Linked DNA regions of Homo sapiens: regions 1, 3 and 4 are each linked to region 2. A link is a contact called in ENCODE Hi-C data. All regions are on one chromosome and are shown on one strand. Each heading gives the region's core, a stretch centred on a gene start or an enhancer-like site at or near the end of the contact. The rest is flanking DNA. Distances are from core to core; before and after follow the strand shown.

What was found. A loop is a pair of places that touch in the nucleus more often than their neighbours do. Pooled maps may share reads with other maps.
Region 1: a loop to region 2 is called in a map with no recorded cell type, with 4 times the contacts of the local background. The contact joins the promoter of LINC01852 here to the promoter of CDIN1 in region 2. A Hi-C loop is called at or near these places in 2 of 37 single-sample maps with no recorded cell type and 1 of 50 pooled maps.
Region 3: a loop to region 2 is called in a map of CD8-positive, alpha-beta T cell, with 9 times the contacts of the local background. The contact joins the promoter of FAM98B here to the promoter of CDIN1 in region 2. A Hi-C loop is called at or near these places in 3 of 168 maps with a recorded cell type or tissue (CD4-positive, alpha-beta T cell, CD8-positive, alpha-beta T cell and naive thymus-derived CD4-positive, alpha-beta T cell) and 7 of 50 pooled maps.
Region 4: a loop to region 2 is called in a map of CD8-positive, alpha-beta T cell, with 27 times the contacts of the local background. The contact joins the promoter of ZNF770 here to the promoter of CDIN1 in region 2. A Hi-C loop is called at or near these places in 5 of 168 maps with a recorded cell type or tissue (CD4-positive, alpha-beta T cell, CD8-positive, alpha-beta T cell, ascending aorta and 1 more), 2 of 37 single-sample maps with no recorded cell type and 21 of 50 pooled maps.

What each region holds. Positions count from the first base shown.
Region 1 is chr15:38,070,202-38,074,548 of GRCh38, forward strand. LINC01852 (long intergenic non-protein coding RNA 1852) reads right to left here and starts at 2,789. Exons shown (of 3, transcript NR_147201.1): 1 at 1,847-2,789; 2 at 1,629-1,756. RefSeq lists an enhancer at 2,267-3,132.
Region 2 is chr15:36,577,968-36,582,895 of GRCh38, forward strand. CDIN1 (CDAN1 interacting nuclease 1) reads left to right here and starts at 1,659. Exons shown (of 11, transcript NM_001321759.2): 1 at 1,659-1,994. The coding sequence starts at 1,894. RefSeq lists an enhancer at 1,778-1,897.
Region 3 is chr15:38,451,702-38,456,507 of GRCh38, forward strand. It overlaps FAM98B (family with sequence similarity 98 member B), which reads left to right and starts at 2,426. Exons shown (of 8, transcript NM_173611.4): 1 at 2,426-2,531. The coding sequence starts at 2,461. RefSeq lists enhancers at 2,574-2,683, 2,744-2,843.
Region 4 is chr15:34,986,614-34,991,186 of GRCh38, forward strand. It overlaps ZNF770 (zinc finger protein 770), which reads right to left and starts at 1,674. Exons shown (of 3, transcript NM_014106.4): 1 at 1,503-1,674; 2 at 944-1,060. It overlaps LOC105370764 (a long non-coding RNA gene), which reads left to right and starts at 1,745. Exons shown (of 5, transcript NR_188212.1): 1 at 1,745-1,871; 2 at 3,072-3,197. RefSeq lists enhancers at 173-232, 313-362, 1,769-1,858.

The sequences.
Region 1 (4,347 bases), core at 1,539-4,038, 1.5 Mb after region 2:
AAGCCACTTTACCTCTCTGAGGTTATTTCTTAATTGGCAGTACGGAATGACCATCCTTGTTTTTTTCTCTTCTGGGACCTGTCTCTGCAAACTTCATCCTCATCCACAATTCTCAAGCATGTGGAGTTCTAGGTTTTTAAGATAAAAGGTGCTAATGAATTGTATTTCCAGATAAATAGGTATAGTCTTTTTAAAAAAACAAGTTAATCAAAATTTATAAAACATGATCACTTGAGATTTTTGACTTTATGGAGGTAATCAGACAAGAACCTTTGATCCTTGCTTTCACTAATCCCTTCTGAATCATTGATTATTTGCTAGTGTCAGGTAGATCGACTCAAGTCACTGCCTAGTAATGACCAATCTGAAATGAGGATAAAGGTGCTCTACAAAAGCATATTGTAAATCAGAAAGAAACAGAAATACCCAATGATTTGATGAAAACTCACTAGTTCTGTAAAGGGAGGGAAACCACAACTGTTACTGTTGTACAACTTTTGTTCTATCCTGGAATCACCTCACATGTGAGATTTTTAAGTGGGTTGTACTCACCTGGTTAAATAGACACGAATGGGACAGTCTGAAAAACAGTCTCCACTCTCAGGGTTGATGCCCACATCAAGACAAAAAGCCAAACGGACCCACAGGACAAGAAACAATGTTGTGGGCAGCCGTGTGTTTCGCATATTGCCCCTGACACAAACAAGGAATTATGGAGGTCCCATCTTTAAACAGACTTTATATTACTCACCATCTGATCAGTGTGTGTGTGTGTGTGTGTGTGTGTGTGGTGTAAGAGTGAGGGAAAAAGACAGGAGCAGGCATTTGCTTACCTAGGCATTACTTGAATGGTATTTCCTGCAGACATGTGGAGGTATATTTAAGGTAGCAAGTACTCTACTATCTCATGTTTATCAACTTCCTGATTGGGATGCAAAAGTGTATTGGATTTTCTGAGTGGAAAACATATTCGTGTATTCCAGACCTCAGAGGAAAACAACCAAATAGAAGTCTAAACCAGGCCCAAAATAACAAGAACCATGGGGACACATTTAGAGCAACGTATAAGAAACAATGATGTCCATCATGCATGGCCATTACTCTTCCCGCCCTGCTTCTCTGGGGTGTTTAAAGAATCAGTGATTGACTAGGCACACTCCTTATGAATATAAAACATGATTCATGTTTGCCAGTATTAACCATCCACTCAGTTGGAAAAAATGACTCCTCCACCTGAGTGCTGCACTCTTCTTTGGGGCATTTCAGGAAACACTTGTAGCATGTTTGTGCTCTCAAAAATGTTTTCCTACCCTTTCCTTCAAACTTCTCCTGAACTTACGCCTCGCCGAGGACCCCAAATACCTACCATGCTCTCCCTATTTCTTATTTAGATTTATAAGGAACAGAAAACAGCCAACAAGTTAGTATCAATCCCTACACTCCTGAATGTATTTGTTCATTCACTCAACATATTTGTTGAACCCTTATCAGGGCCAGGGACTGCTCTGGGCACAGGAGATACAGAATAAAAGACAGGTTTGGCTGGGTGCAGTGGCTCCCTCCTGTAATCGGAGCCCTTCAGGAGGCCACGGTGGGGCAGGAGGATAGCTTGAGGCCAGGAATTCTACCTTACTGTAGGCTGCGATTGCACGATTGCACGCTGCACTCTAGCCTGGGAGAGCAGACAGGACTTTGTCTTCGTGTTGTTATTGTTGTTGTTGTTGTTTAAAGGTTCATGTTCTCAAGGAGGCATACACTAGTGGAAAGAGACATTAGACAATTAGCCCTAGTAAAAAGTGACACAAAGTCAACCAAATAGAGGTCCCAATAGGATCTTTTTGTTTACCGGAGTTCCAGACCCACATATCTTCCACCTGTGCAGGTAGATAAAGTGTCCACCTCCAACTTAGAAAGAATTCCACAAGCACCCAGAACTTCATCACATTCGTTCTCCGGCTTTGTGATACTCATTTTAACACACACACAAAAATACTAAGTTCAGAGAGGCTATGTGGATTTTCTGAGGTCACACAGTTGTCTCAATGGAAAAAGCAGGGAAATGTTATAAAATAATACGAGTATCAAAATAGCTGTCCCATCGTCGTCCTTCAACACTTGCAGGTTACATCATTTTGCAGGTCTGGCTGTGACATCACTTCTGGATATGCGACACGGCCCACCCCACCACTGAGAAAATGGAAAATGCTGAGCAGTAACCTCAGAAACAACTTCCTCCTGCAAACGCAATTTCTTTTCCGCCTAAACCTTTACAGCAGGGAAGGTGGGTGTAAGGCGCACCAAAGAGCCTTTCAAAGTAGGAACCCCGGCCTGCAGGTCAGCCTGGATCGTGTCCAAATTGAGTTCCACCCCTGGTGAAAACCAATCTGTTTATGGGTACGCTTTTCTGATGTTACAGAACGTCTGCGAGAGAGGGAGCTCAAGTTCCCGCCTGGTCTCTAAGTAACCCGGCCCACAAAGGTGCATACACACGTCCGAGACAGAAAAAAGCTTGCCGGTCGTTCCCTCCTCCCAGGCCTGCAATGAAATGCGCTTTAATTGCATCAAAGGGTTCTTCTCAATGGGGTTTCAGAGGCGCGAGAGCGGCGTTCCCAGCGAGGGTTCCTTTCCGGCTGGCCAGCATTCCTCAGCCCCGCGCGGGGAAGGGGATGGGGCTCCTTCGGCAGGGCCTGAGGCTCATTTCCATTCCTCTCGCATACAGCCTCTGTTGTGCGGGCCGGGCCTGCAGAGGGTAGCCGCGGCTGCCTACGAACAAAGCCCCATTCATCCCCAGGGACGCTTCCTCCCCGCCGGCCCGCGGCCGCAGATGGGCTGGCCTGGGCACGCCATCCTGCAACCCGGGCGCGCGGCCCGGCCTGGCGCGCACAGGGCTCCGATTCAGGACGCCGGGGCTGGCCGGGGCGACCCGGGCTGCTTTTTCAGCAGGCCCCACAATGAGGATCGGCTGAAACTCGCTTTCATTTCTGGGCCGGGGACAGGCAGACACTGAGTCCTTTCAGCCGGGAAATCCTCAGTTTACTCACGGCTTGTTGAGAACGAAGATGTCAATTTCCACTGCCCTCTCCCGGCCTCCCCCACCCTTGCCCCCTCGGGATGGTACGGTCCGAAGTTTCCCGAGTTGTGAGAGGACTTTGTTTCTCCTCTGCGGCCTCTGAAATCCCGACGAAAGGGTCATTTCCTGACTTTTGTGTCTCTTCAATCCAGTGCCTTGAAAGTTCTTACCCTCTTGTTGTGACTGAGTGCATAATTGCAAGGCTGCTCCCTAACTTTTTTTCAGAGCTTTAACATTCCTCTAGGTTCAAGTTTGGGACCGTGGCTTCACAACAAAGACCAGTTTTTTCCTCCCCCTCCTCACTCCTGGGAAAAAGGAAAAAAGGAAAAGAAAGAAACCAAAACGCGTTTGTTCAGCAACCATGTTCACAGATTTCGAGCACACTTCTTCTGGCCCCACAGGTTAGACCAACAACAGGTTAATGCCACGGAGAGCTCTAACGCCAAATCAAAGGACTGCAGTCTCACTTTTTCTTAAGTCTCAGGCAGCTGGGGGAGTTGGGGCGGTGTGTGCTTAATTTCTAGTGCACAATCTAAAACAGAAACAGCCTCCAGATCTAGATTCCTAGGCTCTGGCTTAAACAGGGAATGGCAGAATCAAAGAACACCAGATATAGGAAGACTTATCAACCCTAATGCATTCATTTTACAGATAAGAAGCAGATAAGATCTAAGAGGGGAAGAGACTTGTCCGCCCTCCAAAAGAAGCTGGTTCATCCCAGTAAAAATTGCCTCAAACAAACTTAAAAATAATTTTCAAAAAGAAAGCCTCCAAGAAAAAAGTGTTGTTCAAAAATATGTTTTCTTTTCTCCCTTTGTGTCAGAAAAAGTTTTCTCTGAGTTGGTGGGAAAAGGGTGGGAACCCAGGTTTGAGCTGAGGATTAGAAAAAAACCTTCAAGTATCTTTCCAAAGAATGCTCTCTGTGTTTCTTTCACTTCCTGCATTTTGAACATTGCTACTCTCTCTCTTCAAAGTACAGTCATTCCCCCGTATCCGTTGGGATTGGTTCCAGGACACATCCCCACCCATAACCCAAACCCTGGGTGCTGAAGTCCCGTATATAAAATGCAACATATTTGCATATAACCTATGCACATCCACCCTTATACTTTACTTCGTCTCTAAATTAACTTACGATGCCTTAAACAATGCCTACACATCACTTGATTCTCCTGGATTCAATGTAGTACTTGGCGTGGGACAAATTCAAGGTTTGCTTTTTGGAACTTTGTGGAATTTATTTTCTGAATATTTTTTATCTGCGGTTGGTTGAGTCC
Region 2 (4,928 bases), core at 409-2,908:
TATAATCTTTTATTTGTACCAGCCTGTTAATCTTAAAAACAGCCCATGCCCGGGCGAAGTGGCTAATGCCTGTAATCCCAGTACTTTGGGAGGTAGAGGCTGGAGCATCACTTCCGGTCAGGAGTTTGAGACTAGCCTGGTCAATAAAGCGAGACTTCATCTCTAGAGAAAAATTTTAAAATTAGCCAGGTGTAGTGGCATGTGCCTGTAGTCCCAACTACTCGGGAGGCTGAGGTGGGAAGATCGCTGGAGCCCAGGAGTTCGAGGGTGCAGTGAGCCACGATGGAGCCACTGCACTCCAGCCTGGGCGACAGAGTAAGACTCCATCTCTACATCAAACATACACAAATAAAACACCTCCATGAATTAAATCAGTTTTACAGACAAAAGAAATGAGGCTTCGATGGATTAAGGAATTTATTCAAGGAGGTATATCTAAAACTTCCAACCCAGGCATTATTCCAGATGAAAAATTTTAAACCACTTACAGGTTCTCTAAAGTCTAAGCACCTTTGCTTTAGTTTGCTTAAATTGTTGAAATCAGAAGAGAAACACAACACATGACCTTCTAAGAACCAAACAGATTTTAGAAAAGAGATTAAATGAGGGACTGATATCCCAACAAATTGCTTTAGGAGAACTGAGATCCATTCACAATACATATAGAAAATAAAAAAAGATTGGCTCATTACTCCAAACATTTATTGAGCGCCTACTATTTTCTGAGAACTGGGGTTACAATAAGATGCGATTTTAGACCTTGAGCAGCTAACTGCAAGGAGTGAAAGTGACTTTTTTTTTTTTTTTTGAGACGGAGTCTCGCTGTCGCCCAGGCTGGAGTGCAGTGGCGCGATCTTGGCTCACTGCAAGCTCTGCCTCTCGGGTTCACGCCATTCTCCTGCCTCAGCCTCCTGAGTAGCTGGGACTACAGGCGCCCGCCACCACGCCCGGCTAATTTTTTGTATTTTTAGTAGAGACGGGGTTTCACCGTGTTAGCCAGGATGGTCTCGATCTCCTGACCTCGTGATCCGCCCGCCTCGGCCTCCGAAAGTGCTGGGATTACAGGCGTCAGCCACCGCGCCCGGCCAAAAGTGACATTCTTTACTGCCGGCTGTTTGATGACGTCGGATTTGTTTCAAGTCTGTTTCTCAACAAGGACAAAACTGCCTTCCACGCGATGTACAGAAGTTGTAGGGCTTCCTCAACACAAGCCAAATTATGTTTACAGCGACCCTAGTGAGTTTTCCTGCTCGGACCATGACAGACTTGGTAGAGTGAAGACATGGTTTCTCGGCAGGCCAGTCCACGCTCCGAGGAGCGCTCAAACTGGCGCGTTAGGAAGTGTATTCAAATCGCGCGCTCTGGCAGGGGCTTTCGGGGGCTCACGCTGAAGGATCGCGGGGCACTCGTGAGACCTGCCGCCTGGTCTGTGCGTCAGGCCGCCCTGGCTTCTAGTAATTGGGAGAGTACAAAGCATCCCTTGTTGACCCTTTGATCCTAGGTGGGCGATGCCCTGGATTCCTACCTGCCTACTGAAACTCTGGCGCGGCGCCTTTCCAAGGGCGGCCGCTACTTCCTGGTTGGTTTGCCCTTAACTGACATGGCGGCTAGTTGCCTTCGGCGCACCACTGCGGCTGCTCAGTAAGCCAAGCTAGGGCACTCTGGTGTACAGCCAGTCCCCGCCGCGGAGGTGCCGGTGGAGCCTGGGACCGGGCGAGTCTCCGCCCCGCTTTTGCAGCTAGGGGTGTGTTTCAGGGGGGATTGGGGCAAGCCAAGCAGGCGAGGACCCGGGCCTGTGCCGCTTTGCCTACCCCTCATCCCTCGGCACCAAGGCTACTTGAGCCCCAGGGTGTTTTTTCCTTGTTCCCGCCACCTCCTGGTCCCTGGCCCAACATGATACTGACCAAAGCTCAGTACGACGAGATAGCCCAGTGCCTAGTGTCTGTGCCGCCTACCAGGCAGAGCCTGAGGAAGCTGAAGCAGAGGTTTCCCAGGTAAGTGTCCATCTCTCCCCTCTCACAGCCCTTTGCCTGCAGCAGCAGTGCCTGGGCCGCCCAGGCAGCGCTTAGGAACCACGTGTCACACATGAGTGGGGAGGAACACCAGTGTCAGGCGTTAGGAGGTCGAGGTTGGCGAAAAAAGGTTTATTCTTTCACTCGCCTTCCACACAAAACTCTTAACGGTGAGTTCATGGCAGCCTTCCAAGGCCTTGCAATTAAATTCAAGTCAACAGATATTTATGGAAAACGTGGTACGTGCTAGGTGATGGGTGAACATAGTAGGTGCTTCATAAATGACCAGAGGTTAATTGACAGATAGTAGGAATGAATGATGGGTGGGAATATGAATTGTAGATTCGAAAGGAGCAAATGGAGGACCCTTTTCAATTGGCCGTTGGAAACAAACAAGGGAGCATAGAGGTAAAGCGGCTTCATACTGTTTGACTGTGGCTTGTACTGTTAACTGTGGAATTAAGTGACCTCAAGGGTTCTCAATCCAATCAGAGAGCAGGGTACCCAGGGATTCCACTCTTGGGTCATTGGCCATTTGAACAACCAGATCTAAAGTTTCTCCATATATGTTATGCATACACACATTCCGGGTGTATTTCATACTTCCTCCCCCAAACACTTCTTTTTTCAGCGATTTTAGAATTATCCAACTTTCTAAGAAAGGACTTTGGGAATTATGTAGATTTCTCATTTTAATGAAGTGGAAACTGAGACCCCAACATTACATGAGGAACCAGTTGAGGACAACCAGGTCACTGTATTTATGTTGTGTTAAAAGCAGAGAATGTTTGTTTACTTTTTTCCTAATGAAAAACCAAATCCAAACCTGTACCATTTTGTTTTGTGGCACTGAGCATGGTTATTCCTAATGGAGAGCTTCCCCATCCTTGACGTATTCAGTCCCTGAACAAACACGACAGAAGTAATTTCTTGAGAAAAGAAAGGTAATTGGATAATAGGTATCAAAGTACAAATTGAAGCATAAGTTTAAGTTCTGTTATGACTTTGCTTTTTGAAGGACTTGGTTTTCCTAGTCTGTAAAATGAAGGAGTCTCTTTTCAATATTATCCAGATTTGATTTAGGGCAATATTTATCCCTTTATAGCCTTTAGTATTTTATCAGACTTGCTAAGAAGGAACAAAATTGACACATAATTTAATTTTCTGTCATTAACTCTTGCCAGTTCTGCACATGAACAGTGAAATGGGTGAAGACTGGTCAGCCAAGGGAATAGGTAGATTTTTCTGGGCAGTTTTAAGAAAGAGCATACATTTTGATATTCTCCTCTCACTATGTATGCAATCACTTGTAATTTTGCTTTTTTTTCTCTTCCTCTCCCTCTTTTTCTCTTTTTCGTTCTTTTCTCTAGCAAATACCTTGTCTTCTCTATAATAAGTAAGTGTCTGTTACTTTAATCAACACTTACAAAAGCCTCCCTTCTGTCTGGTGTATTCTCTTATGCTCTTTTCTTTCTTATTCATGATATACTCAAATCTTTTTCACTTCTCCCAAATGCCATACAGGGAATAAATAACAACTCTCCTTCCACAGGAAACTTTATTTAGAGAGAGCTGAACTACTAATCCGCAAAAGAAGGGATTAAAGAGCTATTTAGGGCTGGGTGTGGTGGCTCACGCCTGTAATCCCAGCGCTTTGGGAGGCCGAGATGGGAGGATCACTTGAGGCCAGGAGTTCCAGATCAGACTGGGCAACGTAGCAAAACCCCGTCTCTAATAAAAATCCAAAAAATTAGCTGGGTGTGGTGGCATGTGCCTTTAGACCCAGCTACTCAGCTACTCCTGAGGCTGAGGTGGGTGAATCACCACATCAAGGTGATTGTTACCTTGTTGCATTACAATCCATTGGCCTATTTTGAACTTGAATGGATCTTTTACCCATGCCTGATTTGTTATCATCGTGCATTATTCCTTTGTAAAATGTTGCTTGTGAGTTGTGCAGATCTTACAAATGTCACCTTTCATTATACAATATCAAAAAATTACATTTGTTAATATCATCTCTAATCTCATCAGAAGTCTGTAAGATTTGAAGCTGTCAAGCTTGTGGTGATGGATATGAGCATTCCAGTATTTGAATTTTCCCTTGAAAGCTCAAATTTTATCATTGGCAACAAATGCTATTAGTTGTTTTCCTTGAAATGACAGGCTCACATTGTTTATTTTTGAGAAAGTGTCTGCCAGATACTTAAATCTGAATAATATACTTTGTTATCATTAATTCAAGTAAAAATGGTGTTCCCTAGAAAAAGTAGCTAGTTCAGCTCTCAAACAGTCATACAAGTGCTTTCCTGGGAGGCAACCATCATACTTTGATATGAAGTATATGTGCTTTGTATTTACTCTAGTCATACAGAATGTTAAAAGGTTGTGTATTCAAGGGTTGAGATTTAATGCAATTAATAAGAGAATATTCTTTAGTGAAAGTCTTGTTTTGTTTTGTTTTTCCTGCACGTGTGTGGCAGTGAATACAGTGACTACTAGTACAGTTATGATGCCTATGATTTGTGCCTTGTTTTATGCTCAGGAGCTGGCAGTTTTACTCACCATTGTTTTTGTACCATAAGTCCAAATGTGAATACAGCGCAAAAGGAAAATACTATCTTGCTATTTTTATAAAAATAGTCGTGTTGACCCTGTAGACCTGTGAGAGGGTCTCAGGGACTCCAAGTCCACAGCCACACTTAGACAATCACTAGCTAATTCAAATCAAAGCATAATTATGTTTTCAAGGATTTTGATGTATACTGACAAATTTAAAAAAATTGTACTAGTCCTTTTACTAGCAGAGCGTGAGAGTCTCTGTCTCTGCAACTTTTCCAGTATTGAGAAGAGTCATTATTTAATCTTTAATATGTTCGATCAAGAATGACATCTTGTAGTTAGCATTTTAAAAAT
Region 3 (4,806 bases), core at 1,176-3,675, 1.9 Mb after region 2:
TTGCTTCTGTCTCATTTTTTCAAGGGTCTTGTTGGAGTCCAATTATTCCATTTACTATGTTAGACCTTTTCAGTTTTTTCAAATATCTGTCATGCTTTTTTTTTTCTTTTGAGATAGGGTCTCACTCTGTTGCCCAGGCTGGAGTGCAGTGGCTTGATTACAGCTCACTGCAGCCTCGGCCTCCTGGGCTCAAGCAATCCTGATCGTCCTGCCCTAGCTTCCTCAATAGCTAGGACTACAAGTGCATACCACCATACCTGACTAATTTTTAAATTTGTTGTAGAGATATGGTCTCACTTTGCTGCCCAGGCTGGTCTCAAACTCCTGGACTCAAGTGATCCTCCCACCTCAGCCTCCCAAAGTGCTGGGATTACAGATGCGAGCCACCATGCTAGGCCAGTCATGCTTTTTTGTTTGTTTTTAGTTCTTTTTCTGTGCATAACTTTTGTTATTCATTTATTTAGATTTTTTAGGAAAACCAGCAGCAGAACACTTAAGATCAATAATAATAAAGAACAGTTACCTCATTTCTATTTGATTTTTACAGAGACTTTTTGCCAAGAGTACTAAGACTAGTACCTTCTATGACACCCCAACTCTGACAAGAGGCAGTAACCACTAATATACATTCTCCTCTCCCTTATTTGGAGATGAATTCAGATACATTAAACTGCAAGTAATTTTACGCTTAAGCCTTGTACAACACTAAAATATACAGTAATAATAGTCATTATACAAATGTATGGTTGAGTTTATGATATGGTTAGGATCTGTGTCTGTGCCCAAATCTCATGTTAAATTATAATCCCCAATGTTGGAGGAGGGACCTGGTGGGAGGTGATTGGATCATGAGGGCAGAGTTCTCTTGAATGGTTTGACACCATTCCTGCCTTGGCACTGTATAGTGAGTGAGTTTATCATGAGATCTGGTTTTTTAAAAGTGTGTGGCAGATCACGAGGTCAGGAGTTCGAGACCAGCCTGACCAACCTGGTGAAACCCCGTCTCTACTAAAAATACAAAAATTAGCCGGGTGTGGTGGTGGGCGCCTGTAATCCCAGCTACTCGGGAGGCTGAGGCAGGAGAATCGCGTGAACCCGGGAGGCGGAGTTTGCAGTGAGCTGAGATCATGCCACTGCACTCTAGCCTGGGCGACAGTGCGAGACTGAAAAAAAAAAAAAAAGTGTGTGGCACCTCCCTGCCTCCCTGCACCCTCTCTCTTCCTCTTACTCCGGCCACGTGATAGCTGCACTCCCCCTTCCCCTTCTGCCACAACTGTCCATTTCCTGAGGCCTCCCCAGGAGTGGAGCAGATGCCAGCATCATGCTTCGTGTACAGCCTGTGGAACCATGAGCCAATTAAACCCCTTTTCTTTATAAATTACCCAGTCTCAGGTATATCTTTATAGCAATATGAGAGTGGACTACTACAGCTTACCTTTGAGTGTTTTACACATTTATGGGTATGCTTTTTGTTTGTAACCATAATTAGGAAGGCGAGAGCATTACTGGTCTTTATTGGACTGGGGCTACGAATGCTATGTAGTCTGCAATGGAAGGGACAGGTCCATACAAGGGATCAATAGTTATACTTCATGCAGGATTTCCAACAGTTCTGCTAGAGTATTCATGTAGGTGACATGCCTGCTAATAATGATCTAACCTTATACTCTTAGTACCTTTTACATATGAACCCTAAAATACATTTTTTAAATCCTTTAGATAAGAGATTGAATTCTTCATGGATAGTACACAGAGGGTATATTATGTTTTGTTTGTTTGGAACTTTACAGAGAATTCGCCACAATTTTGGAAAACCACATCAACTACCTTACTTTGCTGGCGGTATGTTTGTTGCTTATACAACTAATGCTTTGTCAGCAATGAAGCACATCATCTGAATATGCAGTTGAGGGGATTCTACATAGATAGATGCAAGCATCTGATCACTTCATTGGTCTTCCGCATTTCATAAGGAGAAAAATATTACCTTGTTATAAATTACTTCATTTTTTCCTTCAAGTTGAAGCATCGTCGTGTATATTGATTTAAAAATTATATGTGTAGGCATGTGATATTAGTTACTAATTTTAGCTGAAGATAATTATAATTTTATTTCAGATTTCTGTTATTAAAAAGGTCTGGAATCGGATAGGTTGAGATCAACCCGATACCACGATATTTGCTAAAATTTATTTGAACACACAGAAAAGTCCCAACACAGAGAACTCTTTATTACTATTATTTATTATTTCTACTATTCTTTTAAAAAATTATTATCGTTACACGCAGCGGTTTTAGGCACTATGAAGTGTTTATTGCCTCGGGGCTGGGAACCTTTGCGCCCTTCTTCAGCTGTGCTCTCAGGCAGTTACCGGCCAGACCCGGACCGGAACCTTGGCGCGGTGACGCTAGTTTCCGGCGGGCTACTTAGAGCGCCGAACAGCTCTGGGCCAAAGGACCATGAGAGGGCCGGAGCCGGGTCCCCAACCGACGATGGAGGGAGACGTGCTGGACACACTGGAGGCGCTGGGGTGAGTGCTTTTGGAGACGCCTTTTCCCTGAAAACGCAACCTCTCCTTGGCCTGGCTGCTTAGCCTACTTCCCTTGGGCCTCTGTGGGCCTGGGCGGCCATGTGTAGGCCTCCTTCCCTGCCTCGATCCCTCCGGCGCCGACGGAGTTAAGCGGGAGGCGGGAGAGAAATCTATTTGGGGGGTGGAGCAGGGCCGGAGAGCTGGGGTTCGTGGCCCCCTCTTCGAAACTTCTTGCCTCGAAACTCTGTTGCAGGAATCCGCCGGGTGGCGCGGAGCGGCCCTTCTAGCACCGGTTTTCTGGGCTAGCTCGCGCCCGCAGGTGATATTTGTGTTGACGTAGTTCTGGCGCCCGGAGGGAGGTGCTGGAACCTGAGCTGCTGTTGAGGACTGTTGTCTCCTACAATGTACAACTTGTGGCTTACTTGGGGCTCTGGAGCGAATGGCTTTTACTTTGACCGGAGAAAGTGTTGTAGTTCATTGCGAGTTCGTTCTTTCAACCATTTCGTCCGTTCGTCAACGTGTATATTAGCTTGTATATTAATTTACACATATTTACGTTTGTAAATTTCCCCTAGGCAAGGGAAAAGGATAGTTTTTCAGATTACTCTTGGCTTACATAGTCGCGCAGGCTGCAAGTCTGCTGCCGGCTGGTATTTACAGTGCAGAATGGTAAGTGCTGTGAGAACTCAGGGTGGAGGTGGGAGTAATGTTAATACTTAACAAGTGTGGTGGTTCGTAATCTCCCCCTCAACCTCATCCTGTTTTTTTCCACACAGCTCTTGTCCCCATCCCAAATTATCATGTCCTGCCCATTCATTTGTCTCTTGAACTCTGCTTCTCCCTCGTTTTATTCCTCCTCCTCCCCAAGTCAGCTCCTGGAAAACTGATGCTTTGCATATTTTATTCACCGATGTTTTCCCAGCAACACACTAGAACGGAGTCTTTTACAGTAAATAGTGGTTGAATGAATGAGTAAATGAATGAAGAAAAGCTTAGAGAAGAGTCCACAGCAGTAAGCATAGGACCAGATAGTTGAGTCATACAGTGCACATTAAATAAAGAGCTTGGAGCCATCTGCACATTTGTTTGCCCTGCTACGTGCTGCTGTTTCTTGATAGGGGAAGCTGTGCCTTTGCAGCGTTATTATGAAGCTTGAACCAATCCCACACCCCACTTTATCTTCTCTAAAACTGCATTTGCCCCTCTATCAATTGTTTCTTTAGTTGAACCCTGATAATACCTACTTTGCAGTGACCCAGGGTTACGGAGTCTTGCACTTAGTAGATCGTGAATACATATTTGTCAAACGAAAGAACAGTGCCATTGATTATTTAGGGGGCATTTTTACTTCTGTGAAGTCCCTTGGAAGTTCTCACTTAACTTGGTTAAGAAGGAACCAAAACAAGAACTGAAAATACTTAGTAGAATTATTTAGGCTCCAAACAGTTTGAGCTCCCAAGTACTTCAGGTAAGAATATTGGGAACTCATAAATGGTTTATGAAAAAGGAAAAGGCAGTGCTTTTCTTCTTTCTTCATTTCTTGAACTTATTGTTCATATTATAAGTGTTTTAGAAAATTCATTGCTATAATCTTGATTTTTATCAAGGAAAATTAGTCAGATTATTCAACATGGAAAGTAAAACAGTTTACACACTCCAAAATTAGTTTTTCCTGGAATAACTATGAGGGCAACATTTTGAAGTTTGAATTCTCCTATGATAATACGATGTGAAAAAAGTAGTTATTTACAATATGTGTTGTAATGGAACACTGTGTTTTCAAATATCCATGTAGATAGTGAATAATGCATTTTCTGTTGTAAGGTATTGAGGATATCAGCAAAGGTACTTCAGTTTGTCATGTAAAATAAATTAATGGGAGGCATTTGAAGGGAAAAATCTATGTGAAAGGACAATTTAGTGATACAGGTGAAAACAGGATAGGCTAGGAGTCAGTCAGTTTTCTCATCTGTGAAAAGAGAGGGCTGGAGCAGATGATTTTAGAAGTCTCTTTCAGTTCTGATAGTCTCTGATTTTGTGGAATAGTAGATCTCAACACTGGAAGTACATCAGAGTCGTGTGGAACTTGTGAAAAACTGTTCCAGTCTAGTATATACCATAGACTGACCGAATCATAATCTTCAGAGGTACAGTACAGACCTGCATATTTTTAAAAAGATTCACAGACTCAGTTGAGAAACACTACTATGGAGAGAAGTTTCCTTTAAATATTTATTGAACACACTGTATATTGGACCTCGTTCTGAGGAGTCAG
Region 4 (4,573 bases), core at 424-2,923, 1.6 Mb before region 2:
GGCTCCCCAGTGGTCTACTAAATACAAGGACACTGGGTGAGGGTCAGTTGATGCAGTGCATATGAGGTAATCCTCTCACTGAAAGGAGCCCCTAACAAAAATCTCCTGCCTCTTATGGAACTTCAGAATAGGAAAGGGAGGGGAAGGTCTAGGAGTGAAAGAAGCTGGGTCAAAAATGGAGAAAAGTGTCTTAGCCACGGTCCTTCCTAGGAGGGCCTCCAAATGGAGGTACCCAGGCTAGGAAAGAAGTTATGGGATTTGCATATCTAGCAGGAGGGGCAGGGCAAGTCCTTGACTGCAACCCCCTCCAGAAAACTGCAATGCACCGGCCCATATCGAGTATGGTGTGGGAGGACAGCTTGGCCCTTGAGGCCAGTCAGGCAAAGCCTGGTAATTGTCCAATGTCAGGACTGAATGATCACACAGGATTTTGGTATAAAGCCAGATTCAATTCCTTTTGTATGTTTCTTCTTCCCTTTAATAAATGCTTTCGTGGAACACGCCTAAAAGAAAAAAATCACACACCACAACTACCTCTGATTAAAACAGGGATTGGCTACCTACAGCTCCTGTACCAAAAAGGAGCTACGGTTAATCATCCATTGTTAGCACTAAGATTGGATAACTGTTGTCACTTGCCTCCCACCACGTGGAAAAGCACTTACTGGGAGCCCTAGATTGTTAGAACCATTAGTGGCAAGTGGTGATCCTATCTCCTGTTTATGAGAGTCAGGTTAGGGATCCTCACCTCACGCACTCATGGAGCTCCAAATCCCATTTCAACCGATTTTTGTTGATAACATAAAAATAAAAAAGACTGTAATTTTTCTTATCTTAAACTGAAATAAAAGAATAGTAGATCTGCTCAGTGGTTCAATCCAGAATTTATCCTGACAAGAACAAGATACTCTACGTGAAGACTGTAAAAACTGTAAAAACTGACCTCAATAATATCCAATGTTGCCTCAAGGCTGAAAGCCTGTTGATTTTCTTGTCTTGACTAGTACCATTAAAACGATGTGAGGATTTCACGAAAGTAAGCGAACAAGAAATGAAAGACCTAAGAGAAACACACACAACTTTCAGTTGGGGAATAATCTCCGGCGGCTGCTTCTGCCCCACTCGCCCCGGGCCCATTCTCTTGGCCTTGAACCCTCACCTCTCCCTCCCAGTGGACTACACTGGACAAAGGACACTGACACACAGTCCTCGTTCTAAAGGCCCACAACCAATAATAAGCACGTAATGGTCGAGCCGAGTCCAGAAACCACAAAATCCCACGCCAGGAAAGGAAGGGTAAGGGTAAAAACTGCTTTGGCTGCAGCCAGGATGAAAACGCCACATGTGATACAACCCACAGCAACAACAAAAAAAAATCCCTCTACGCCTTCCTCTCAAATTTCTGCTCCGCGTGAGACGCACTCAATAGGTGGGGAAGTGAGAAAGCAAAAGGAGCTCAGGAACTGAGGTTGTGGAGCCCCCGTTCTTGGGTCCCCAGGCACCTTGGCGGTATTGAGGCAGGTCCGACCCTCCCTGGGGGTCGCTCCACTTCTCAGTCGGGTTTCTGAAGTCCTCCTCACGCATCTGGAGCTGGCGAGGGCCCGGGAGGCACGCACCTCAGGCCCAGGTGCCGCGAAGGCAGCGCGCGCACGTCCGCAGGGCCGGCGCGGCAACGGGCTGAGCGCGCAGGCGCGGCGCTCTGGCGCGCCCAGGGACACAGTCCGGCTGGAAACAAGCTCCCCCCAATTTCAGGGCCGTTGTCGCCTCCGGGCGGTCCGCGGGTCCCGAGCGGACTGGGACTCTGGAGACGTGCCCCCAACCCCACCGCCATTCACCCTGTCATTGCAGGGGAGAGAACAGAATAAAGACGGGTACATTTTCCATCTCACCTCTGAACCTCGGTTAGGAAAACGCTGTAGCCCTGACTAGTGGGCTCAAGGGCCGACTGGAAAAGGGCGAGTCAGCGTTCAAAGCCGATTCGGGGCAGCCCTCTCTAACGCAGAGGGCCGAGGATAAGAAGACGACAATGTGTTAGGGGCCCTCCGGGCTAGGACTGTCCTCACCACTTTGTACATTGCCAAAGTAAATATAACGTAGAGGTCAAGCGCAGGCGCTTTGTGGGCAGACATGACTGAGCTCCACTCGCGACTCCTCTAATGGCGTGCCAGCTGCGGACCTCATTAGCCCCGCCTCAATCATTCAGTATGTTTTGGTTGTCTACAGTGTACGAAGCCCTGTTCTCACAATTAGATAAAATGAGTGTGAAGTGCTCAACATAATTCCTAGTGTAGTAGGCCTTCAAAGAACTATTATCATTATTAATTACTCATATAGAATACAACTTTATGAAATGATAGGATCCCATTTTAAGATGAGGAAAATGAGGCTATCAGAGACGTTAAGGAACTTAATGTCACACAGTTAATAAACGATAGAGGTGCGATTTGAACACAGGTTGTCTAATACCAGACCTGCATTTATAACTGCTGCTTCCCAAGTTATAGATATTTCAGCATTTTATGTAGTCACAATTGAAGACCAAATATTTAGTTACAGACTAAGTTGGCATGTTATTACTGAATAAGATGCTAAGGTATCTACTAAAGATTTTAAGTGCAAAAGGCATTAGAGAAGAATTTACTGTGGATTTTTTGCAGGTTCTGATTGTAATTGTATCACCTTGAGAAAGGAGGAAATGAAAGCAGATTATCAGGCATACTTTTTTAACTCTAAGCAACTTTTTGCATTACTTTCTAAGGACCATCAGCAACAAAAATCAATGGTTTCTAATGTTGATATATTTTCCTCTACCAAAAAAATTAAAGCAGCTGAGCCAACAAAAATTCTCTGTTTTGGATGTGTTAGCATGAGGAAATGGCGAATAGGAAATGAGCTTTTGCTTCTCATGTAGGAACCCTGAAGGAGTCAGATTTGGGAGGGGTTGAAGTCTGCTTCCAACAGAAGCAGGGGTGGAGAAGGGAAAGGAAAGACTTCTGGTGTCCTAAATGCTAGTCCCAAAGTGGGGATGCTGTTTGTCCGGATAACCCTTGTAAATCTGCTCCATTCTGCAGCTACTCCTGGGAAACTTAACTCAGCCAAATAATGCAAACAATTGCATCCATCATCAGCCACATCAGCCTTAGGAGATACATCCATATCATGAGAAAACACTACCTGAAATTGGGGACCACTGGAGGGTGAGATTCGTTCTTTATCCATTACCTGCAAAACAAATTGGCCTTTGCATGGAGAGTCTGAATATATATTGAGTGTGAAAGCAGTTAGGACTTGAATAGGCTATTCTCCAAGGCCACATGCCCCATGTCATAACCTCCCCCATTTACCGTGAGAGCTATCTCAGGAGCCTTCTGGAAAAAAAAGAGAAATTAACATGAATAAGAGTAATCAAGGAAGATTTCATTGAATATGTGAAATTTGAACTAGCAGTAGTGGGTAGACTATGAATAAATAAAAAATGTGGGGGCAGGACAGAACATGGTAGGGCAGAGGTGGCAGGGTGAAGAAAAGATAGTATGAGAATGAAAAATAAAGGGGGTGCATGACATACGTTTGAATTAGTATCTTAATGCTGCAGCTTACTAGTTGTGTCCTTAGAAGTTATTTAACCTAGGCTGGGCGCGGTGGCTCACACCTGTAATCCCAGCACTTAGGGAGGCCGAGGCGGGTAGATCATGGGTCAGGAGTTCGAGACCAGCCTGGCCAACATTGTGAAACCCTGTCTCTACTAAAAATACAAAAATTAGCCGGGCGTGGTGGCACGTGCCTGTAGTCCCAGCTACTCAGGAGGCTGAGGTGGGAGGATTGCTCTAGCCCAGGAGTTAAAGGCTGTAGTGAGCCGTGTTCATGCCACTGCACTCCAGCCTGGATGACAGAGCAAGACTCTGTCTTAAATAAATAATAATAAAAATAGAAAAGATGTGCCACTGCACTCTAGCCTGGGCGACAGAGCGAGACTCTGTTTCAAAAAAAGAAAAAGAAGAAAAGACATATCAGGTACCAAGCTCTAAATATTCACTTCCAATTATATAAAGATGAAGCAGTTAGGCCCTGAACCTTAAATTAGTTTCTAGCCCAGAGGGGAAAATAACATACAAACAAGTATTAATACAATATGATAAGAGCAGATATATATAGGAGGAAAGAACATCTAAATCTGCTTGGAGGTTCCAGGTACAGATGGTCCCTGAGCTGCAGCTTCAATCAGCCATCTATCCATCCATCCGTTCTGCATATATTAAGCACTCGCTGTGTATCAAGTCCTGTTCTAGGCAAGGGGGACAGAGTAGCAGACAAAAAGTCAAAAATCCATGTCTTCATAGATTTTATATTCTACTGAAGGAGACAGACAACAGATCAAATAAGTTAAAATATATAATATGTTAAATATTAGTAAGAACTGAGGAGAAAAGCACAGAAGAGGGCTGTGAAGATTTGAGGGTGTGGGTGGGGATGCTGGCATTTTAGTAGATGGCCAGAGATGGCCTTAATGAGAAGTTCTGTGATTTTTTTTTTTTTTAATACAGAGTCTTGCTCTGTCACTCAGGCTGCAGTG